Regions from separate parts of the Mus musculus genome. Here region 1 is linked to region 2. A link is a loop called in an ENCODE intact Hi-C map of the cell type or tissue named here. Cell type or tissue: heart. All regions are shown on one strand. Each heading gives the region's core, and the rest is flanking DNA. Links, peaks and the distances in the headings are about the cores only. Region 1 holds the start of Gm33771 (a long non-coding RNA gene). Region 2 overlaps Ate1 (arginyltransferase 1).

What was found. A loop is a pair of places that touch in the nucleus more often than their neighbours do. Peaks named below come from ENCODE experiments on the same cell type or tissue, not always from the same donor. Only the 100,000 strongest peaks of a DNase experiment are listed, where the experiment ranks them.
Region 1: it touches region 2 in a loop (2.4-fold over the local background); 7 of 42 quality-filtered maps call a loop at or near these places.

Annotation. Positions count from the first base shown.
Region 1 is chr7:130,384,642-130,397,523 of GRCm38, forward strand. It overlaps Ate1 (arginyltransferase 1), which reads right to left. Exons shown (of 12, transcript NM_013799.3): 12 at 6,852-10,095. The coding sequence ends at 9,917. It overlaps Gm33771 (a long non-coding RNA gene), which reads right to left and starts at 5,338. Exons shown (of 3, transcript XR_378532.3): 1 at 1-5,338. In heart, for the core only: a CTCF peak has its summit at 5,828 (motif pointing right); no DNase peak of the experiment used is centred there.
Region 2 is chr7:130,469,885-130,482,766 of GRCm38, forward strand. It overlaps Ate1 (arginyltransferase 1), which reads right to left. Exons shown (of 12, transcript NM_013799.3): 8 at 11,799-11,831. Among named protein-coding and RNA genes, the nearest start is that of Ate1, 43 kb to the right of the region's middle. In heart, for the core only: CTCF peaks have their summits at 6,278 (motif pointing left) and 9,313 (motif pointing left); no DNase peak of the experiment used is centred there.

The DNA of each region.
Region 1 (12,882 bases), core at 2,255-10,254, 86 kb before region 2:
GTAAGTGTGTGTGTACAGAGGCCAGAGGTCAACCTCAGGCATCTTCCTCAATGGCTACGCACTTTGTGTTTTGAGACAGGGTCTCTCGCTGACCTGGAACTCACCAATTAGTCTAGAACGCCAAGCCAACAAATCTGAGGAATCCTCAATTCCCTACAACAGCACAGGCCTATTCTAAGCTTGTGTGCCCGACTGACCCATGTTCTTAGCCCCTCTTTTTGAGATGATCAATGTTCCAGATGGTACAATGGCTGGAGAAGCTTGATTTAGATGAGACAGAGACAAAGATGAGACAGAGACAGATGATACTGATACAGACGATATAGAAGCAAAGGCGAGACAGATGATACTGATACAGATACAAATCATACTTAAATAATCCACAACATAATGGTTTAGGAAACAAATTGGGTAATAGAAAATAAACCAGGTAATAGGGGAAAAAATACAGCAACTATAGGATTTTTAAAAAGCAGAGCTGCACACCTTCCACTCCACCTTCCGGGCTGATTAACTGATAAGCGACCTGGCAGCTGCATATTAAACAGTCCAGAGGGAACAGGAGTTTTTTTCCACTTCTCTTCTGCAAATCTCAGTAAACTTTTTTGGGGAGACTGGTGAAAGTATTTTTATTGCTATATGGCAGAAAAATAGATACATTTGCAAAGACATTCACACCTGATTAAAATAAACACTTAATTAGAACCTTTAAAAACCTGGAAGGAAATGTAAGGCAGACTATTCATTTAATTAATTACAAAATGACCCGTAGCCATGTGTTGTCTGTGTGTAGGTATGTGCAGCTGTGTGTGCAGGTACCTTGGAGTCCAGAAATGGTGCTGGGTGTCCTGGAGCCAGAGCTGCAGATACAGTGAGCCACCTTCTCTGAGTACTGGAAACTGAGCAAGATAAACTATTTTAAAATGGAAATGCACTAGTAGTGATGTGTAAACGATCTGAGCAATTCAAGCTTTTCTTTTAAAAAGTCCTATCTCTGTGCATTGCTTCACTATACATCCTGCTACAGTTGTGAACACCAGGAACTGGAGACAACTCCATGGAACCCAGAAACTACAGGTTCACACACAGGGTAGCTGTGACACTGCCTAGCTCCTGGTTCAGTGAGAGATTCTGTCTCAAAAGGAGTGAAGAGAATGGCAAGAAAGCAGGACATTCAATATCCTCTTCTGACCTCCAAACACCCCCTACACACACACCCACACACACCCACACACATGCACACACACACGCACTCACACAAACACACACACGTGTACACACACACACACACACACACACGCACACACGCATGCACACTCAGGTTAGTAAAACAGCTCTTCAGTCTGGCCATCTCTCCATGTCTGAGAAGACAGTGGACGGACACGTGGAATCCTGTATGTATGACTGAGACGACTGGGATGGTTTTGTTTCATGGTCAAAAAGCTCCCTTAGTTGAGATGCTATTCAGGCTTACTGAGTAGTGAATTAACAAAGTGTGATGAATTGGACCTCATGAAGAATTCATGAGTTCTCACTTAACGCTAATTTTTTTTTCAAGGCCTACATTGTTAAATGACTTTAAAACCCTGGCTCAGACTGACAAGCACAAAAATTAAAGTTCAGAGAAAATTCAATCTTAATTCATACAGTCAAATAATATAAGATTGCATTTATGCCCTTTCTTGCAGTGAATGCCTAAAGCCTGCAACATTAAAATAAAAATTTCAAGCTACTTTCTCATACTGCATTTAATCAAACTTTAATCGTCCTTTGATCCTCAAACAAGAAAATATTTGTGCTAGTCACAAAGAGTCTGCTATATGCACGCCAGACAAGTGAAGGGTGCCTCTGTCTCTGTGGAGGATACAACACTCCCTCCTGAGTGTCACAAATGTCTTGTCACAGTGGTTAGCTAGACCCATGTTGAAAACATTTACTTGGCATTGATTCTTCATATTGCAAGTCAAGAGATGTGTGGAGAAAACCAAGCTATTCTGAGGCTCTTAAAACCCTAATAGTCTTGCGGGTAGCAAGATGGATTAGTGGCTGGAACTGCTTCCTGAGCAAGCCTAATGAGCTGAGTCACCCCCAGCTCCTATGTAAGAGGCAGATTTGGAGGTACATCTCTGTAATCCCAGTATTCCTACAGAGAGATGGAAAGCAGAGATAGAAGGCTTGCCCAAAAGCCTCCAATACTCTCAGCAGGGCAGAAACAAAGACTCTGCCTCATGAACAAGGTGGAAAGATAGACTGACCTCCTGAAAGTTGTCTTCTGACCTCCACACCATGGTACATGAGCCCAAACTTACACGCCTGCTCTCTCTCGTGTTCTCACTTTCACATGCCCCTCCCCAACCCCCAATAATGCTTTCCTAAAACTCAGAATTTGACCCATGTACCTGCCCCAGCCCTGAGGCAGATGCCACAGTGATGAGTGAACATGTGATGAAGAAAGAGGAAGATGGAGTGTGCAGTAGATAGGAGAAAGTGTGAAGCCAAGTGGTTTGTGTGCTGTGGAGCGAGGAGGAACTGGAGATGCAATGGTGGTGAGGAACAACAGGTGGGTCTGAGGAGCCTGTGCCTGTGCCTGTGCCTGAGGCCATTATGATGTCCAGGTCCCGGATGCTGCCAAGAGCCATGGCCGGGCCTCTGGCTCTATGGCAACAGGGTCCATGTTGATGTCTGTAGAACATGTTGCCACCAAGGTGCATTCAGTTGTCTGTGGTCTGGGCTGCTGCCTGAGACCATGTTGATATCCAGGGGACATGCTGATGCCAAGGAGACTGATCTGAGTAGTCTGTGCTGCCACATGAGACCATGGTGACATCTATGCCCATGCTTCTGCCAAAGGCCATGTCTGAGTCCACAGTCCTATTGCAGGCATAGCATGTGTTTATACCGGAGACCAGTGTTACCAGCAAAGCCCGTGTAGCTGCCTCTGTCTGGTCGATGCCTGAGGCCATGCTGATATCTGAGCACTGTGATGAGCTAGCCTCGCCCCTCACCAGCCACTCAGGAGAGCTGTCCCACCCTTCACCTGGACAGCACAGGAGAGCTGGCAGGCTAATCAACTCAGCTACTACGCAGGCCCAAATCCTGGGCTTTGAGCTAGTCTATCCAACATCTACCAGCTTCTGAGCTGCTGTAGCGAGTGAAGGGGTTGGTCCATGACTCTGAGCAACAGCAGGATAGCATGAGTCTCAGTGAGGGTCCAGTATGGATAACGTTGCAGAAGTCAGAGGCCTTGAACCAGACCAATGACTCATTGCAAAAAAAGATTTCTAAGTAAAGATGTTTGAACAAAAGGGTATACTAAAATGGAAATTGCTGGTTTCTTTGAATACTCAGGTTATAATGATGTTTTGCTGGGGCAGACAGGTGAAAGAATATTTTGCTAAAGCAGACACATGAAAGAATGTTTTGCTGAAGCAGACACATAAAAGGATACATGATGCTTAGAAAGTATAAATATGACCCCGCCCCCCTGACAGTGGGAGCTCGAGTATTGGTTCACTTGGCTCTGCCTCGCTAGTCTTCGCTGACAACACACATGCATTGGTTCACCTTACACCGAACTGCTGAACTTCACCAAAGAAACTCACCAAAGAACTTCTCGTGTGGTTCCTGTGGCATCTTGCGGCTTCTACAGTGGACTCGGGACAGTTGGCGAGCCTTGCCGTTTCTTCAGGACTGAACTGCCCCTGCAGTCCTGTGTGGTGTCTGCTGAGGTCTGCAGCTGCTGATTCGTGCGTGGTGGTTGCTGAACAGACTGGACTAGAGCTGCTGATTCATGTTTGGTGTTTGCTAGTGGAATGGACCGAGGAAATCTCCCCCAAAAGAACTATTTCTAAACAGGTCCACTTCCCCCCATATCCTAATAAACTTTCTTTTCATTACCACTGGTAGGTGGTGGACTAGAGGAGAGGTTGAACCTCTATTAAAGCAGGATGTGAAAAAATATATGCCTTTGGTATCTGTGGGACACACCATGTAACAAGAGCTTCCATGGTGGGATGAGTGGGGGAAGGGATTACAAGGGTGGAGGGCGGATATGGAAAGCCTGGGAAATGAATGAGACTGGGTGATAAGTGAAATTCACCAAAAATTAAAAAAAAGTTTTTAAACCTCGTAATTTGGGAGGCAGTATATTGGCAACTTTAGCTCTTGGCTTCACTGAAATAGTCAACGGACAATAGTTTCTAAATGGGAGCAAAGATAATATAGGCACTGACCAGACAGAAAGTGCAAATTCACTCAGGTTAAATCTCAATCAAGATAGCCAATGTACTAAACACAAAGTTGAACTTAATAATAGTAGCATGGCTATTCATTCCTTTCTGTAAACACCACTTACAGACTTTTTGATTTCTGAAAGAATTCAGAACCTTAATGCTTTAAAATAAACTTAGGCCTTTAAGTTAAGGCATTCAGTTGGAATATTAGAGGCATACAAACTTAAACACAGTAGCATAAATATCTAGTAAACAATGAGAAGAGAGACAATAATCTTTCAAAGCTTATTTTTCCGAAGCTTTGGGTAAAGAGGCAAAGACAGTTAGGGAATGAGGGATAGAAATAATGGTAGCAGGTGTCTGTTGGGGTTGTTATAACAAGGCACAGATTGGGGGCGTGAGACAAAAGGAATTCATTCCTGAGTTCAGGAGGAACTTCTTGGGAAGTTGAAGATCCTGGTGCTGGGAGACTTTGAGTCTGATGTGAACACACTATCTAGTCACAGACACTAGCTTGCTTTATCGTCCTGTGATGGGAGACGGGGCTTTACAAGGGGACCAGATAAACTTACAAGACCTCTGCCCTTGTGATCCTGCCACAGGTCTCACCTTCTAAGTCAGCACAGCGAAGCTAAGGCTTTCAATACTGTATAGAATTCCCAGAGGGACATGGATAGTCTAAGCCCCAAATGCTGCAAAGGGTAAAGGGATGAATATACTCACAACACATCCCAGACATACACACAACCATCAGTGAATAAATATTGCAAAGCCTTTTATTTCACTTAGGCAATTTGATGCAGTAAGAAGAACTACATTGCTCACACTAATTACATGTTGATACGCTCACAAGGCTGGAGGGGCCTTCCTCTCTGTGGAGCTCAAGGGTAGAATGCTTGCTTGGCTGGTATGTGTAGGGTTTGATCCCTAGGACCACACAGATAAATAATGTTCCTTTTGGATTATTTATCATGTCTGAATAACGTGTATAGAATGCTCGTTATTGTACATTCTAAAAACAAAGCTTGGGTTTTCTTAAAAAGAAAACATAGGGGCTGATGAGATGGCTCAGCAGGTAAGAGCACCCGACTGCTCTTCCGAAGATCCTGAGTTCAAATCCCAGCAACCACATGGTGGCTCACAACCATCCGTAACGAGATCTGACTCCCTCTTCTGGGGTGTCTAAAGACAGCTAAGGTGTACTTACATAGAATAAATAAATAAATAAATAAATAAATAAATAAAAAAAAAAAAAAAAAAAAAAAAAAAAAAAAAAAAAAAAAAAAAAAAAAAAAAAAAAAAAAAAAAGAAAACATAACAAATAATAATTAGTTGCCCAAAAAAAAAAACCAAAAACAAACAAAAAACCCCTGGTAATGCTGTTATTTATAATTCCTGTTACGCATGAAGTGGGCTCAGGGGTATGTGTAGCCTTCTTCTCTAAATGTAAGTACACACTGAGATACTATGCAAGCATTAGGATAAAATGCACACTGGAATACAATGGAAGCATTAAGACCTTTCTAGTTTCTTTTAAATATGTATATATTTATTTATTCAATTATTTATTATAGAAAGTTCTGCCTGCATGTATATCTACACACCAGAAGAGGGCACCAGATCTCATTATAAATGGTTGTGAGCCACTATGTGTTTGCTGGGAAATAAACTCAGGACCTTAGAAGAGGAGCCAGTGCTCTTCATTTCTGAGCTATCTCTCTAGTTCAAGACCATTCTATTTTAATACACTCAAAGTAAAATGATGAAAAAGCATGAAACCATATTCATGGTATGATTTCACTTTTCTTTAAGAAAAAATTAGTGTATGTTTAAGTGCATCTATGTATACACACACACACATATACATATATGGTAGAAAATAAGTCTGAAAGAATATATACCAAAATGTGAACAGCAGAAAGTGATGAGAAGTGACTTTCTATTTTGGAATTTAATTTGTAGACCAGGCTGGCCTCAAAATCAGAGATCTACCTGCTTCTGCCTCCTGAGTGCTAGGATTACAGGCACGTACACCACAGCCGGCAAACACGGTCACTTTCAAATCAGAAAAATAATAAAACCATAACCATTCTGTCTGGAGAAAAATTAAAAGTAATACTTAATTTTCTTGAAAATAAGGTTCATTTTATCACCAATTAACGACGATCCTCGTTATCACAAGGAAAGGCAAAACCCTGGTAAGTGTATACCACCTATACAACTGTGAAGTCAGTATACTGTGGCCTTAAGATCTCTGGAAATCCCTCAGGATAAAATAAAAAAGTTCATCCTAATTTTTGTGAAATTCTACACATTTTGCTTAAATGGAGATTTATTTTGTCCTCTAGAGAGGAAGTCACCCATACTCTGACATAACCAGATGGCCTACAGCTGATTATTGACAATCAAAGTTTATAGTTTATATAGTCAACATTTTCTAAATGCTTTTTACAGGTGTAATGTATTCAAGGATGTATGTGTGCGTGCGTGTGTGCACCTGTAGATGACACTGACTGACCATTCCTGCTCTATATCCCAACAGTTAGGATCACAGGCAGATGTGGTGCTGCACCTACCTGCTAGTACGTAATGAATGACAAGAACCACGGCCGACACAGCTTTATTGTTAGTATTTTTATTTTGGGCTTTTTTACAAGAACGAAAATCTCCAATGCAGTCAGACTTACTTTGCCTTCTGGCCAGTGGTTCCCGTAGGAGAGGAACGCACACTGAATAACTCGTAATTCAAACGTGTCAAATCCCCACTCACTTCCTTCCGTTCTTTTAAGTCAGCCACAGTAGAATCACTTTGGTTAAATGTTCATATTCTCTCTCACCTTTATTCACACTGAAATAATACAATATTTACACACCAAACTATTTGCTGTTCAGAAAGCTAGAAACATTCTTCTACATAATAATTTTGATATGCTAAGAAACCACACAAAACTGGCATTTGCAAATGGATAAAAATAGGATAGATTGCTTGAAAGAAAACATAAACAATAATTTTATCTAAATAATTTTAATTGAGTGACTATATTCATCTGATAATATAGTTTCTATCTTAGAATATAAAAGTGCTCAGATTACCTGTAATAAAAGTAACAAAAGTCTCAGAGAACTGAAAATAATTTAAATAAAGATGGTACACTGAGAATCAAAATGAGCCCTACGCTGTAGGCATGGAGGAAGGTGTGACTCTACCTGAACTCAGAAGGGGACACTAAGAAGGAGATGGAACACACAGACCTTCCTACCTGGAGAAGTCAGACACTGTCCCTGAAAGGCTTGCACGCATCTTTATTTACATGAAAATCACTGACAGAATCAGCCGCCTCAGCGAGACTTTACAAAAATGCCAAGTTGGGATACTTTCTTGACTGTCCTAACCGAGCTGTGATGGACACTCACTCAAGAGCTCAAAATATTAGCAAGCCCCTAATGTTCTCATAAATGCTGTCCAACTCCATTTAGACAGGGTCTCTCAGTGGCTCGATGCCCAGTGGCTAGGCCAGTGGCCAGTGGGCCCAAGAGGTACTCCTCTACTGAATCCCCAGTGCCTGCATTTCAAACACACACTACCAGACCCAACATTTTACATGGGCTCTAGAGAACTGAACTCAGGCACTGTACTAACTGGGCTATCTCCTCAGTCCCACCCAAGGACACATCTTCGACAACATCTAGAACCCTAAGGTTTCATACTAGTCGAAAAAAACTGTATTGAGGAGAGGATAGAGGGAGGAGGGAGGAAAGAATGAATACAAAGCAACTGAGCTGAAGAGAGAGTTTTCATGCCCAAGACGCTCTGAAGCCTCAGTAGGGCCACCCTAGGTTAGGCGCATCAGTCTAGAAACAGGGACAGTGAGCCATTTTCCTCTATTCTCTGCAGGAGAAACTCAGAGCTAGGGTAAGATGTTGGGCTGACCCCCCGCCCCCTCCCAAAAACAAACCCCTCTGGTAGCATGGCTATACCACCTACCAGGATATGCCTGGCTGCCCAATGCCAAGGTCATATATGTGATCCCATCCTACTGAAGAATACTGAGATTACCTATCACATCTTCTGCAATCTTCAATCTCACACACATTCACCGAGGGCAACTACATAGCAAGGAATGCACAGTTTTATTTGGGGTGGACAAGAGATTTGTGGGTTTCCATAATGCTCCTTTCTCTATGCCTGGGAGGATTTCAAACGACTTTTAATTTCTTAGCGTTCCAGGTGCTTCCCATTGGAGTGATTTTTATGAAAAGAAATAAAGTAACAACCCTACCCTCACTGTGGGATAGGTGCTCTCAGCAGCTCCAAGGCCAGGCTTGGAAGCACTTCTAGAAGGGGCTAGCTGAGAACAAGTTCAAACAAAGGGCTAACCTGTGCATCCAGCTTCCCGAGCACCTGAGGGAAGCCTCTCCTCACCAGGTCTGATGTGCCTCACGAAGTAGCTGGCTGCCTGCCTCCTTGACAGCAGGCATTTGGTGAACAAGCAGAAGGCCCAACAGCACAAGAATGAAAGTGAATGGCTGGTCTCCATTCTGAAGTACCATGGCAGCGCCTACTCTCTGACCCACAACTAGAAGAGGAATGCAGAGGCTAGAGGCCCCACCAACTCCACTACGGCTGTGCATAGCTACGGGACTAGATAATAATCACTTCTATCACTAACCACAAAAAAGCGTCTGAGTTCCAGAGAATGGAAAGTAGGAAGCTATTTTCTTTGGATAAGCCTCAGATCAAGCAGGAGTTACGACGTTTCTTTAGAAAGTTGTTTCTTATATTTGTAGAAATAGAACAAACACCACTAAGATCACTGCATATTTTATCATCCAAACAGAGATAACTCTGGGGCACAAGGGAACACTAGTGACAAGGAAAACAATTATGCCAAGACAACAGACATAGGCAGGACAGTCCTGGACAGACACCCAAAGTGAACACCTGATGTTTGCAATGTTTACAGTTCCTGTTGTCTATTATACACTACAACACTGGCAGGTTTACTATCAAGCAGAGTAACAGGGTTCTGGTTTGTGGGAAAGGCACATTTCCTGGGATGGAATGTGCTCTTCACCTTTAAGCCCATCTGAATTTCCCAGCATAAGCTAATGTCTTGCATGGGTCTTAGCCAGTGGTTCTTTCTCTACCTTCCTAATACTGCCATCCTTTAATACATTTCCTCACGTTGTGGTGATCCCACCCCAAACCATAAAATTATTTTGTTGCTACTTCATAACTGTAATTTTGCTACGATTATGAGTTATTATGAGTTGATCTCACACAGGCTATCTAACATTCGGCCTGTGAGTGTGGTGAGCCCACAGGTTAAGAACCATTGGTCTAAAAGAACAGTCTCTGTGTCAGAATTTCTCCAGCACAGAACAGTAACTGTGACAAAATGACTTATATTGACTTCTTCATTTTCCTTCCCTAAATATTCACTGGAGACATGAAGCACACCTTGCTCCAGAAGCAAGCTGCAAAGGACAAGTCCCAATTAAAGGGCTAGGTCATAGAATATTTTAAAATCTTTATATTAACCACAAGATTCTCATAAATACAATTCCACAAAATATTTTTAAAAAGCTCTACGAATGTACTTGGTGAATGGCTGCAGGAGCCGAGAAGCAGGTGGGACTGTGGCAAGAGATGCCAGGCTGGCGCTGGGCTGAGGTGCAGGCCTTCAGTGTCTGAACAGCAGCATCCTCTCCGAGCACTTCTGTCCTACGAGGTTTGCATACTCCAGCACACCAGCCTCCTCACTTGGGTCTTCTTGGTGATTCTTATAAACACCGTAAGGCATGGCAGATCGTCTGTGAAACACCCTTAGTCGGTCAAGTTCCTTACTGCGTCCTTCATCCTCTGCAAAGAAACAAATAAGGGTCAAAGACCAGACACACATGCAATGTTGAACTGTGTGATCAGAAACATGATGGACTAGGAGGTCCTGTCATGCAGTGTGCTCAAGGGCACATTCATAAGAACTAACAGAAGGATTTTAGTGAGAGGCAATGCTGTGGATGGGTCTGGTGCTGTTTGTATTTTGATGCTAATTCCACTCTCCTGGGAGGAGCTGCAGACAAGGAGTGAGTCACATACTCAGATGTCTTCTAGTGGATCAATTGCCTAATGAATAAAGGAGCCAATCACTGGGCAAGTAGGAGGGATGTCCAGTTTGGACAGAGGAAGAGAGGAAGTAGAAGAGAGTTAGGTCTTTTTTTTTTTTTTTTGTTTTTTGAAGGGGAATAGCGTAAGAACAAGATATAGCTAGATGTAATGAGGCTTTCAAGATCAGGATTTTAGGGAAGCCAGGCACGCCTTTATATCCCAGCACTCGGGAGGCAGAGGCAGGTGGATTTCTGAGTTTGAGGCCAGCCTGGTCTACAGAGTGAGTTCCAGGACAGCCAGGGCTATACAGAGAAACCCTGTCTTGAAAAACAAACAAACAAACAAAAAAGACTAGGATTTTAGCTGCTGCCCCCAACGACTGTTTCTGAACCAAGTTTGTGTTTTGTTTTCCTTCACGCAGTGGCTCGTTCCAGTTCAAGAGAGAAAGATACGATGGTGGCAAATCGTGGGTTTTGCCTGAGGCGCACCACAAAGGACACGGGGGATTTGAAGCACAGGGTTGGCGTAGTAGTGACCTGCCAGTGGGAACTTAGCAAACTGGGTAGAGACATTTCTGGAACTCAAGGCCAGAGTGTCTCCCCAAAATAAGAACAGGTCAGTCACTGCCCACTAGTGCATGGGGCTGGCCAGGCCACTGGGGCAGAGAGTTGCTGGTAAAAGCATGGGAACGAGCCGGTTCTTTTTCTTTTTTATATTTCCCACAACAGCAATAAGCATTACCCAATATACTAGCCAAAACAGAGTAATCAAAGAATTGCATTCAACTGAAAACCACTCTACCATACTCTTACCTTTCTGATTTTCAGAAATGCAGCGGCATCTACGATGCTCCAGAATATTCCTAGAGTCCACATAAGTCTCCAGTAACTCTCTAGTTATCTTATACAATGTACCTGTGGCTTTGGCTCAGTATGGAAACATACAGCCAATTTAGCAGGCAGAAAGAAGCCTGGCTTTTGTGGAGGGCAAAGGGCAGATTCTCACAGCTTCCATAGAAAACACAGCACAAAATGCTATGGCTACTGCTGTTGAGCTTTCTCAGCGTCCATGTACAAGAGCTCATGGCCTGTATCAAGGCATAGAACAACCTAGAAGAACACCTGTGCCCCTGCCTTCCCTGAAGGGGCTATGGCCTTTGACTCAGTTCTGCTTAGCACAAGTAGGGTTCTCTGAGACTGCAAGAGCCTTTCAGAGAGAACAAATTCATCTGTGCCTTCATTCAGGCTGTAGTCTCTACATGTACCAACACAGGGGCAGGATCCCTAATTTCTGGCTGGGAGCTTACCTTTGGTTTAGTGGGGGGCGGGAACCAACCTCTGACTTCATGAACAAACTGTCACGCCACCTAAGCTGCCTATGATTAGTTACATAAAATAATGTTTAAGCCAACATTCCTCTAGACTCCTATTACTGGACTCATTGCTAGTTCTAATCCGGAGAGAGGGTTACACTATATCTATTAACGTGAATACCCATTCAAACCACTGAACCATGCTACCTATAGCTGATTTCATACTGGAACTACCAGAGAAGGATTTTAGGAGTCCCTAAACATTGTGGAATCCTTCTACAGAAATCCCAAGTGAAAACTGGTCTAAATGAACCTTAAGCAACAGGGTTTTCTTAAGTATTTAAGTCCTGCTCTTAATCAGGGCAACATCGGCAAAAATGCTTCTGTGTGCATGGGCTCACAACAGTGTCTGGAGACCACACACCCCAAAAGTCTACCAGTGAGGGACTGGTTAAAGATAGCAGCACAGAAGAGAATGAAGGCAAAGAACAGAAAGTGGTAGTTTCTGAAAGACCAGTGCAGGTCTATGAGTCTCTGACTCAAAAAACTCAGGATGAATTGAGCGGGGTGGAGTACACTGTGATCCTAGTACTTGGGAGTGAGAGGTGGGAGGATCATAAGCTAAAAGCCACCTCGGCTACATAGAGAATTCTAAGCCAGTCTGGGATACACAGCAAGACTCTTCCCAAAAAACACAATCCAACCAAACAAAGATGCTTAGTGTACGAGGGTTTCAGATGGTGGATTTTGGAATACCTGTATACTTGTAAAGAGACCTGGGAAAGGAACCCAAGCCAATGTGTGAATGAAACTCACTATGCTTTTTATGCACCAAAACCAGACCCAGAACATCTCATACAATGTAAGTGTGGCCATGACCTACCACATAAGGTCGGACATGGAATTTGTAACTAAGCCACAAACATTCCAAGCTTCATCTTCCTCAGAAGCTGTTGCTCTAAAGCAGCATCAAACCCAGGACAACTCACTGTGGACCAATTTCAGGAAAGAGAAGAACAGTATGCCTCAGATGGCAGAAACAGAGAATGTGCCCACGTACTGTCTGTCTGCCCAACACACAGAGAGGAAGGGAGACCACCCAACCTCAGACTCAGACTCCAGACCTGCCTACATGTCTGGAACTGAGCATCACTCTGTCTGTCAGGCTTCGTGGCCTGTGGCAGTTTATGATCATCCTCAAGAAAGGCACAATTATTTAGTTTCTTTAA
Region 2 (12,882 bases), core at 2,545-10,544:
CAGAAAGAGCTAAGTCTGAGAATAAAAGCTCCCTTTCTTCAAGAAGCTCAGAAGCCCTTGCTAAGGAAGCACCCATGTCACCAATGCTTAGTGACTTGAGAATGCCACTTCATTAATGTGTGGCCAACACAGTCTTAAATCTCTTTAGTTAAGGCCTTTTGTCAACACTGATCAACTGTCACGAAGACAATGGGAGAAAAAATTACATATTACATAGGGAAAGCACACTATTTGAGAAAAAAAGTAAAGGGCTATTTACCTTAAAGCCAAGGACATCATGTAAGCTAACAGGTCTCAAAACCCCTTTTTACTTAGAAAAGTATAGAGAACTCCCAAGAGTTTTTGTCTAATAGAATACATTTACAGATATTTACCAATTTATCAAAAGTGAGATTTTTAAAAATATATCTAATAATTCATTTAAAAATAACAGTAAGTTCAATATGTTTCATTCAGTCTGTGATAGGGGAAAAAAAAGATACTGCACTTTCTGAGATAAAACAAGTCAAAACAAAACAAAACAAAAAAACAACAAAACAAAAAAACAATACCAGAGAACAGTTACATGGTTCTGCATTTTTTTCAAACCTGTATCAGAAGACAACCTGAGTCTCATGTCTGCCTGTGCATTTAACCTGCTAACATCAAGGAGCCTCTAGAAAACAGTCTGTCCACTCAAGAGAAAGAGAGTCAGGAAGGCTAACGGCATCTCGGCACTGTGAGACAGCACTGGTCTTGAGGACGCTCTGGCACACGCAACAAGGCATAAGCCACATTTTTCTGTCTTTAAAATACAAGGAGCCTACAAACTTTAAGGTTAAAAAAAAAATCAAACAAAAAACAGGACTTGCCTTCTATTTCAGTTTTGAGAAACAAATGGTAAGATACAAATGAAAGGAGACCAATAAGCAAACTTGGGCCAACTTGTGTTCAGTCTGAATGGCCCATTCCCAAAGACCTGGTGTTTACACAATTACACAGAGGGCCCTGAAGAGCAAGGTCATGTAAACTACAACTGCTACCTTTTATTTCCCTGTAAGTCTGTCAGGGATGGGGTTAGCAATACTTAATGCTTCTTTCCAAGTCTGCAGCTTGCAGTTTAGGTTGTACAAAGGAAAAAAATCAGAAAAATTTCACAAGATCTTCTGTTTCAAGGATTTAGCTGATAACACACACACACACACAAATAAAGCTCCCCTCAGCTATACAAAAAAATTCACCTTGAATTCCGAGGAAAGATGGCTAAGCTTTGGTGATTAACGAGCTATGCAGTGCAGTTTCCGTTTCCAAAGCACCATGTAGAGATGACATGAATATTAATAGGCCAGGTCTCACTTCCAGCCAAACTGTCCCCAAATGAGTGCTTATTTATCCTAACAAACCCACCTGTCTCCTCGCCCAACTGCCTTCCTGGGCCTCCGTGATGCCCCAAGACAAGCTAGGCTCAGAGTAATTAGCAGAGAGGAAGTCGGTTGAGAGGATTTTCCAAAGGGGTAAAGATGAGGAGGGTAAAGACTTCAGAGAACAGAACCTCCTCCTTCCAAAGCCACCCAAAGCCACCTCTCCCAGCCTGTTCTTCTAGGACGCAAAAACCTACTGCTGGTTTTCTTCTGAATATGTTATTTTACGGCTCTGCAGGGACAGAGGTTAACCTGTAGAGTTTTTTTGACGGGAATGAATACTACCTAATGTTAGATAATTAGTAGTTGCTTTAATCTACTAGCAATCAAATCTCAATCACCTACTTCATTAAATTATATACAAATGCTCTTTGAAACAATTTTCATGTTTACTGGTTTTATAGCAAATAACAGGTCGATTAAGTCAGACATGCGTTTACACTGTCTGGGTAAGATTATTGTTTTATCTTTTAAAAACCTATAGTTAAGAGCCCTAAAGGTCATTGCATGAGAAGCTCAGGTAAGCTCACTGGATGGGGGATACAGAAGAAGCACTCAGTCAAGCACCCTGGTCCAAGCATCCTAATGGGGCTCCCATGCAGCGCTGCCACTGCTTGTTCTTTGCTCTGTGCCTTCCTCTTTACTGGGTCTGCATTACCATTCTCAGGACCAGGACTATATCCCCACTACTGTACTATGTGCTGGATCTGACGACATGTCTCTGCTGGACGATGAAGAGTTATTTTCTTCTGAAAAACCAAAAATGGAAAATCTGGGGTTTTCGCTATTTTTATTTGTGTATTTGTAACTTTAATTAATAAAACAGTTCTTTGTTATCTGAAACCACTGTGTTTGACATACTGCTAAAGTTTCAGAACTGAAGAGTTTTTACATGTCTGTTCATAATCAGAAAAGCTTTTACTTTTATTTCTATAATGATTCCCCACATCCAGGTGATATTAAATTGCATTCAAGTATGAGCTCTGTGAAGCTGATGTATAGAGATAATCAAGCAGAAAACAAGCTCCTTATAGGAACTAACAGCTTAGAAGCAATTTTAAGAATTCAAGTAAGTATACATAACTAAGGTGACTCTCTAGATAAATCCACTGGCATGAAATTTTTAATTTAAAAAAAAAGTATTACCTTCTTATATTTATAAGCACTATCACTGGATTTAAAATTTATGATAAAGGACTTACCACAAATGGTTTTAATAAATATATACAGAAAGAAAAGAGCTACTATTACTATTGAACATACAGATTTTCTTTTAAAATTAAATTGTTAATACTAAGTGCTTTGCCTTAATCTGATTTTTGTGTATTTTAAATCCTGACTCTCTCAATAAAAAGACTTTACAAAGTAAGGCTCTTTCCAAACGGTATACCAAAAGTAATAGAAGTCCAAACGTGGACTCTCCCAACTAAACAGTGTTTACTGAGCACTACGACCCAACCTTGGACTGCTCAGTGACTGGTCTGAGCTTCCTTCACTGCTGTTCAACCGGCAACTCCTGCTCTTACAGCCCTTCTTACAGGAACACATATTCCATGGTGACATAGCAGACTGAGAACTCAATGAATGCCGAGATCAAACAAGACTGATGTCCCCATGGAGACTAATCCACCCCAGGATTTACTATTCAAGGTTTTTCTGAAGCATTCACGCACAACTAATGGGCAATGAAAACTGTCAGGGAAGATGACCCTAATTTTGAACACAGCTAAGAAGGTCTTGGGAGGAATGATGAATAGTTCTACTCGCTGAAGGAAAGCTAGCTAACCCAGCAAGAAAATAGCTTGAACTTTTAAGATCCCCAAACTAACTCAAGTGTGTGCAGAAAAATCTTGAACAAGACAAATCTGTGGCTTTTTTCTATTCAGTGTTTGAATTTCTACTTTAAGCGTGCTTTCTTTAGTCTCAAAATCCACTTTTACATTTTAGTCACCCTGGGGTCCTATAAAGGAAGACTTCAGTGACTGTCATTTCATTTCACAAAGCAATACACATCTCCAATTTCTACTGTCTCAACAATCACGTGATGCCCAAAACCTAACTGAGGAACGTCAACCTCCTGACCAATCAGCTTCAGGAGAACTGTCTGGCCACATATGCAAGATGCTTGCATTGTACTCACCACAGCAAACTCAAGACAAGAAAGGATGTCTTCAGTTCAACTGTTGGGCCTTACTGGCAGCTCTGCCCGAGCCAGAACTGCCCAACAGGCCTTAGATGCAAGGGAAGGGAACAGCTATCAAAGGACAATCTAGTGCTTTTGTTCCAGATTTCTAATTGGTGCCTTTGAGTAATAACACTCCCAAGTCAAGTGTATGGGACACAATCTGAAACTATAGGATTCTTTCCTTACATATACAGCTACAAGAAACAAAACCCTGCTCCTCTCTGGTTTGGCCCAGTGGTTCAAGCCACAGCCCTGTCTTCCTCTTCTGATTATCATTATCACCAACAGACTGCTGGCCATCACCTACAAATAACTATGTTTTCACTAGGTCCCTCCTGCTTCCTGCTTTACCTCTTCAAATAAAGCTGGGCCTAAGTAATAGACTAAACCAGGTAAAGCTTTGCTCCCACCAGTTCACTGGCTGGCCATCTCCACAGCGCTCCAACTCATGCCAGCTCTCAGCACATCTGCTCCTCAGGGTACTCCACACTTAGGGAAATTATCCAAACTCCAGCTTAACAGCTCAGCCCCTTCCCTTCATGTCTCCATGGCTTCTTTCAATTCTCTCCCTCCCACCACTTCTCTTTCCAAATTCTGGCCGTTAGCAATACCTTACCACAGGAAGCTGCCTCACACTATTATGCTGACATAAGAGAAGTGAAGTCCCTGGGTCCTCCCAGAGTGTTTGCCTAAGTCTCTTCAGAAAGCCAAGCAGTTCGCCATTCAAAAAATCTTGAAAAATGGTTTGAAAGCTTTTATTCATGGCTTGTTAGCTAATATTATGAGGATTAATAAAATAATGCTAAAATATTAATTAAAGCATATCAATTTCAATACTGATAAGTCACAGAGAGGAAAACACAGCAGAGTCTGCGTCTGACTCATGTCATCTATTACAGTCTCTCTAAGATCATCCCTGCTCCTTCTGATTGCAATGACCATTCACCAGCTGACAGAAGTAAAATTCTTTCTGGCTTCTGGCTATTATGAATAATGCTGGTATAATCATTCATGTATGATTATTTATGTGGATACATATTTTTATTTCACTTAGGCATAATCAAAAGAAGTTTTGAAATTATAACGTTAAATATGATATTTTGAAAAACAACTGAACTACGGCTCTACATTTTGTTTTCCTATCATCAAAATAAGAGAGTTCTAATTTCTCTACATTGTGCCAATCTCTCTCTGTCGTTTGATTCTATTCATTTAATGAGTTCATGGTGATTTTTCTCTGGTTTTAACTTCCATTTCCCAAATGAATATCAACAGACTGTTTCTCTGGTGTTTTCTAGACCTCTGTCTCCCCTGGAGAAGCACAACATTGAGTAACTTACCCACATTTAACTAGGTTCTACTGCTGTTATTAGAGTGCTATTGTATTCTGCTGGTTCTTGATGCCAATTTAATTACATTCTCCATCCTCTTCAATTTAGTGAACTTTGTAAAATACTCCAGAATATGCTCTGGCGTGGTGTACTTGAAAATGTACCGATTTGAAATATCACAATGAAGCCCATCACTTTGTATGCTAACTTAAATTTTAAAGGGGGGCAGTGAAGGAGATGTAGTTCAGTAGCAGAGTACTTGCCTGGGCTATTCCATGCCCTGAATCCAATCTCTAGTACTGGGAGAAACAAAAAAACAAAGAGGAACAGCTGGGAAGCCAGTTAAAGCAGGAATGCTTTACAAATGAGCCATGCTATCTGTAGTTTATGACTTGCTTGACTTCAAACGTGGCTTTTTGTCACTGAGGAGTATAGTATTGATAGACACCAATTAAGTAAAACTGTGAGCACATTGTTCAAGCCTTCTAAATTATCTCTAACTTCATCTAAATGTCCTCTCAAAGTATCAAGAAATTGTCCTAAAATGTTTAAGTGTCACTGATTTGACAATTTCTCCTTCTCCTTCACTTCTTTTAGTTTTTATTTTTACTTTGAAGGTGTTATTTTTAATGATTGCATTTTAGAATACACTTGATTTTTTGTTTCATTATGAAGCATCTTTCTGTCTTCAGTTTCTATCAGACAAAGACTACTTTGTTTGATTTAAAGACAGCCCATCCAATGTTCTTACGATAAATATTCATGGGAATAACTTACTGCAGCCTCTTACCTGTAAGCCATCCGTATCTTCATATTTAAGTGTAGAGCTTGCTTTTTATTCTTTTATCCAGTCTGACAATCTCTAATTTTTAAATGGAGTATGTAGTCCTACAGTGTAAAACAACATAACCACTGGCCACATATGGCTATTGAAATTTAACTAGAACAAAACTCTGAAATTTTTAAGTATAATGCAATAGCTATGTATACTCAAAAAAGTTTGAAACAATGCAAAAATAAAATTTCCCATGCAGCCAAGTTTGATTTAGGCTTTTATATTTAATGTAATAAATAATTGGACTTAAGAGGGCCATCTTGCCATTGGTCTTACAGTTTTTTATTTTTGTTCCAGTTACCTTATTTGACTTTTTCTACTTTTTAAAATCTTTAATGAACTGAAAACAATCTACTACTGTATCTTATCTTCACTATTGGATCATTCACATTATCTCTCTGTAATACACATAATACACATCTCATAATGATTTTCACAAGGGAACAATTTTGCCTCTTTGGAACTTTTGGCAGTCTGTCATCATCTACAGGACTGTGCTTATCATGGTGAAGAGTGCTACTGGCATCTAGTGGGCAGCAGCAAGAGGTGCAGCTAACTTTCCAACAGTGATCAGAGCCACACAGCACCTCCCAACCAAGTGAAGTGGTAAGGCTCATAAACCCTGCTCTCAAGTTCAGTAAATCTATCTCTAATTACCCGCTTCCTTCGTGTGAGAATCTTGAATGTGAGCATCTCACAACTGTGTCATTCTGTCTCCTTCCCACCTTGCTTTTCCTGACTCATATTGTGAGATGTGGTTCTCAGCTCCTAGCTAGTCTGATCTACCCGTCTGCGCTCAACTTTCATCATGAGAGGTAGATACTCTGTGAGAATATAAAGAATGTGATAAGCACAGTCCTGCATGTTACAGATGCTAGCTTCTCAGTAAGTATTATAACTCCTAAGAGAGAGGACTTGAATCTGAAATGAAGAATCAGAAGGACATACTTGAAGAGATGCCCAAGTGTGTGTTAACTTGTGCTGCAGCTTCCTCTGTTCTCTAAACATGACAAGGAGACCACAATCTACTGCACTGGCTGGCAGAGTCTGACTCTGAAGAGAAAGTCAGGAATCTCTTGACCTCTGATACAGAGTCCCATTTATTTACCTGCACTTAACTGAAGACATCTGTAAGCGGTGCCACACAACATGTAACTCAGACTCAGAAATATCTCTAAGTCAGAAGTCCCCTAAACCTAGCAGGTAAATGTTCATCAGCAGCTACACACAATCACACAAAATTAGAACTATAATAGAAATGCACTGTCTAGCTTGACAACATGATAAAAGGTCTTTTCCCATAAAGCTTAATGACTGCAATTGGTCTTCATGAGTGAAAAGGGTTAATCCCACAGAGAGAAGTAACTGACTCTACACACATGGTCCATTCAAATGACAACATATCAGATTACTGACGTAATTACTATAACCTGACAATTTCATTAGATTCATGTGGCAGTTAAATGGCTAGGACTTACAACAAAGGGACCTGGCTCACTCACATGACTTCTTATGGACAAAGTGAAGCTTAAGGTTGGCTATGTGAACTTCAAGTCTCCTACATTTTACTGTCTTTGCTGGAATTATTCTTGTTTTTTAAAATTAGGAAAGTGCCTATCTCTGGTTAAAACATAAGCTTAACAGTAAAATTAACCATGTAGAAGAGAGGCTTCCAGCATTCTCTTGCCTTGCTTAGGATTGCCTCTCAGACAGTGTAGTGAAATAGAACCAAACCCTGACTGAGCTCAAAGCTACTGAAGGAGATTTGGGGATGGCTGCCATTCGAAGGGCAGCATCTGTGGAATTCCAAGCTAATGGACTATCAAGAGAAACCCTCAAGGTATTTACTACCAGAGAATCGTGGGCGGGGTGATGATTTTTAATTATTTCATCTTTCTCCTGTATACCCATAAGCCTAATAAAAATTTGTCTTAGAAATCAACTTTGCCAAGAAGCTAGACATCTCCAAATCACCAAGAAAAGAAAACAGAAAATACTAACAAGCTGTCACTCAATTCTGGTGATGATGCTCTTCCTTCACACTTTCCATCAAAGGCTGCAGGTTCCATATACTCAGCCAGTATTTAACCAGAGTAGTGACCAGGGATTTAAAGACCTTCAGTGGTTGGTCCACTGTAGGGTAGTAGGTAAACTCCAAGCCCTTTCTGCAACTAATAACATCCAAAGGTAAAAAGACAGAGCTTCTGGTCTCAAGTAGGCTCGGTCAAGCTGAGAAGACAAGAGAGCTAAGTATATTAAAATACAAACAGTAAACTTCATTTGCTGTCAGATGAGTACTGTCAAGTTATGAATAACTAACCTCATTCATCTAACCTCACTCAGTACACCAACTTCATTCAGTCATCTCTCCATCTATCCACCCATCCATCCATCAACCCATTCAAAAAAGTATTTACTTACGCAGTACCTACTATAATATAAACATGGAGAAACAAGGTCCTCTTCTCACTGAACTTACATTAAAGAGAAATTAATTGGTGAGACCCATTTAAAAGCATTTTTGCAAATGGTCAATATCATCTAAATCAGCAATTCCTAACCTGGGGTTGTGACACCTTTGAGGATCAAATGATCCTTTCACGGGGTTCACATTATCAGACATCCTGCATATCAGCATTTACATTTGACTCATAACAGCAGCAAAATTACAGTTATGAAGTAGCAATGAAATAATTTTATGGTTGAGGTCACCACAACATGAGGAACTGCGTAGAGTATCACAGCATTAAGAAGGTTGAAATCTCTTATATTTTGGATGTGAGCCTAGCCTTTAACAGCTGAGTGGGCTGCAGAGATGGCTCAATGGTTAAGAGCATTGACTGCTCTCCAGAGATTCTGAGTTCAATTCCCAACAACCACATGGTGGCTCACAACCATCTGTAATGGGATCTGATGCCCTCTTCTGGTGTGTCTGAAGACACCTACAGTATACTCACATATAAATAAATCTTTAAAAAAAAAAAAAGAACCAGGGATACACAGAGAAACTCTGTCACAAAACAAAAAAAGAAAAAAAGGAGAAGAAGAAGGAGGAGGAGGAGGAGGAGGAGGAGGGAAGAGGAGGAGGAAGAAGAGGATGAGGAGGAAGAGGAAGAGGAGGTTGAGAACCACTAATGATCTAAGTGTTAACTGACCTGGGATGTGGATCTTCAACTTCAGCATCCTTTCTAAAATCCTATACATGGAAGCAACTCTACCTAACATAAGTGTTTTAAGCTACATTTCTCATATTACTAAACATAATTACATTATCATTTATCACTTGTACTTATTTTATCAACTATTTATAACATTTAACATAATTTTATTCAAAATATCCAAGATTTTTATTGATTCTAAAATATTAAATAACCCTTTTAGTTTTCCTACACTGCCTTAGTTTTCAAAAATTTATTCATTTGTGTGTATAAGAGTACATTTGTGGGGCTGGAGAGATGGCTCAGCGGTTAAGAGCACTGACTGCTCTTCCAGAGGTCCTGAGTTCAAATCCCAGCAAGCACATGGTAGCTCACAACCATCCTTAACAATATCTGGCGCCCTCTTCTGGAGTGTCTGAAGACAGCTACAGTGTACTTACATATAATAAATAATTAAAAAAAAAAAAAGAGTACATTTGTGTACTTCTATGGATGTGTACTTCATGCACATCTGTTGCCCAAAGAAAACAGAAGCGGGTGTTGGATTACCTGGAAATGGAGTTATAAATAGTTGTGAGCCACTAAGCAAATGCTAGGAAACTTACTCAGGTCCTCTGTAAGAGCAGCGAGTGATCCATCTTTCTAAGCCCTAAATTACCTTTAACTACATTTATTTTCATGTACAAAATTAAGTCTCGTTATACAGCCAAACAAAATTTTCTAGCCTTTTCTGTCTGATACTTCTCACTTCTACGGTCAGAAAGTACTTTCTCAACTTTGGCAGATAACAGAATGTAAACTGTCTCCAAGAGTCTCGTGATTTCATGTTTCTACTATATTATTTAAAATTTTATGTTTCCTGTACTATGCTCGGTGCTGACCACAAATCACTTTATTTAATTATAATAACCTTGTGTTCCTCCCATTTTCAGATTGGAAAGCAGCAGGCCAGAGAACTTAACTTGCCCACAGGCCCCTCACATCCCTCTCAACTCAGAGCCCAGCACCCTTTCACTGTCACTCTTTGCTTCCATCTTAAGACTGAGGGATTAGAAAATGTGACCAAACCAGCTTCTCTGATATGGTCCACTTCCGCTGGTGATGATTCAAACTGGTCATAGGTCATCACCCATCACTAAGAAGAACAGCTCACAGTCAGCTATTGGATGGATCACAGGGCCCCCAATGGAGGAGCTAAAGAAAGTAACCAAGGAGCTAAAGGGAACTGCAACCCTATAGGTGGAACAACATTATGAACTAACCAGTACCCCGGAGCTCTTGACTCTAGCTGCATATGTATCAAAAGATGGCCTAGTCAGCCATCACTGCAAAGAGAGGCCCATTGGACTTGCAAACTTTATATGCCCCAGTACAGGGGAACCCCAGGGCCAAAAAGGGGGAGTGGGTGGGTAGGGGATTGGGGGGGTGGGTATGGGGGACTTTTGGGATAGCATTGAAAATGTAAATGAGGAAAATACCTAATAAAAAAATAAATTAAAAAAAATAAGACTCAGAAAAAAAAAAAAGAACAGCTTCAGTAATCAAATGAATACAACATCATAGAACAGAAAAAGGAACAACTCTCAATGTGTGATGCAATCAGAGACAGTCTCAGAATATAAGGCTAGGGGCTAGAAAGATGGCTCGGCGGTTAAGAGCACTGTCTGCTCCTCCAGAGGTCCTGAGTTCAATTTCCAGCAACCACATGGTGACTCACCACCATCTGTAATGGGACCTAAGGCCCTCTTCTGGTGTGTCTGAAGACAGCTACAGTGTACTCATATAAATAAAATAAAGAAAAAGAAGAAAGATATAAGGCTACAGTTCAACCCTGAAAAGGAGTATGATTTAAGAATCTGGGAACTGAGAAAGGGGGCCCTTAAGTGAAACAAACAACAGAAGCAAAGAAAGAGACAAAGCTAAGACAAAAACAAAACTAAATAAATTGGAGTGTGAAGGGCTAAGTCCAGCTTAAGAGGAGAATAAAAAAAATTACAGGATTTGAACAATATAATTCTGTTCACAAATATGTTGCCTTGTTTCAACAGATGGCTCAGGGAAGTTTTGATTTCTAGTGTCATGTGGCTAGTAAGAAAATATACATCTTAAATCTGGAAAGACTCCAATCCCAGCCTCTATTATATTCAACAGCACTTTGCTTTTTCTAAGTCTCCACAATCATCGACAAGGTTTTCTGCAACCACAGCTCACATGACTCTGGTTCTCTGAACATCCGGTGACATTTTCTTAACCTCCCAGTTTATTCCTTTCTGAGTTCCACATGAGAAGCAGAATGGAGACTAAATGAGAAGCAAAGGAAGCCTCAGGAACAGTGCCTGTGTTCTACGGAATGCTCAGTGCCAGGCAGGTCCTCCGTTCCTCCAGTCTCTTATGCAGGTGAAGCTTCCTTGATGACAGCTGTGCCCATCCAGCTCTGCTGAGGCATGCTAGTGACTTAAGCAGGAACAATGCAACACAGGGTTCACAGAAATAAAGTCTAGGGCTGAGTTCTCCATCATTACTAAGAAATAAAATGTATCTAAAACAGCATGACCAGATGCTACAAAAACAAAAAGGCTATGTTCAACCCGCTACTATTACTGAAAAACTTACTACTGTTTTAAAACAATCCCTCCTAAACTTTAATCAAATAAGTACCTGAGAAAAGAGCCATGCAGAGTTATTCTATTGGCAATGCTAATTTGAAAACTGGAGAGTGGGCCAGGCGTGGTGGCACACACCTTTAATCCCAGCACTCGGGAGGCGGATTTCAGAGTTTGAGGCCAGCCTGGTCTACAGAGTGAGTTCCAGGACAGCCAGGGCTACACAGAGAAACCCTGTCTGGAAGGAAAAAGAAAACAACCAAAAAACTGGAGAGCAATCTCTTACCTCCAATGGTGAGCTGCAAAGGAATCTTGTAAACTGCAGAGTCCAGTTTGAACAGGATTGGTTTCAGCCAGTAAGAACGGGGCAGTAAGAAAAACATACAAAGGAAAGTTAGTAAACCATTTTCCAGTCGGAGCATCTGAAGCAAAAGTCTGTACAAAGCTACTATTTCCTACAACGTATAATTCATCCAGAGTGCAGACAGTTCAACTCAGTTCCTGAGCAGTATCCAACTATTCTAATTAATTTATATAAGCCCTAAATATTTGTGTAAAAACACATACAGCATTAGTCCTAAAATAGTTCAGCTTTTAAATTTTATCTCACAACCTCTGAACATAAAACAACAACAAAAATGCTCAGTAAGAGAGGAGTCAACAGTCTTTCAAATTATAAATGTAAAGCGAGGCTTAGTTAATGCCAAGAATAGGTAGGAATACACAATTCAAGACACAGCAGAGGGTGAGAGGAGTGTGGTATCCCCGCACTGTGCTTCTGCTGCCACACTTACTCTATCAGCTCCCTCCATCCCATATTCCCTCTTTCTTTGTTGTTCTGTCACTCTTTCTCCTACTTGGCTATTACTCTCCTTCACCTCTCTTAATCAAATGACTCATACAAAGGCTAACAGAGCACTAGATGTTACTACGCCAGGTTGCTTGTCTCTCAGTATGTTAACAATTCTAGAGGGAGGGACAGGAACTACTGACAGTGTAAACTTTCAGATGTCTCATACATACACATGGCAGGAGGTTCACATGACAGACATGTTTATAGAATCAACATTTTAAATCCTTTGAGATTCACTACAATAATCAAATATCCAAGTAAAATAAATCCACCTTTCTAAATGAATATTAACTACAATAAGCTGCAGTGACCGGCCTGTCTCCAAGCACTCTTGACTTTCTCTACAACAAAGCTAATTTGTGTGCACAGAAAATACAAATTTTTGTTCTCTCTGAGATACACATAGAAGAGCTAGGGGTATGGCTCAGCGATAAGAGTGCTTGCCTATCCTGCAAGAGGTCTTGGGTCTGAGCCCCATAACTAGGAAAAGGAAAAACTGAAATTATCAGTAAACTTA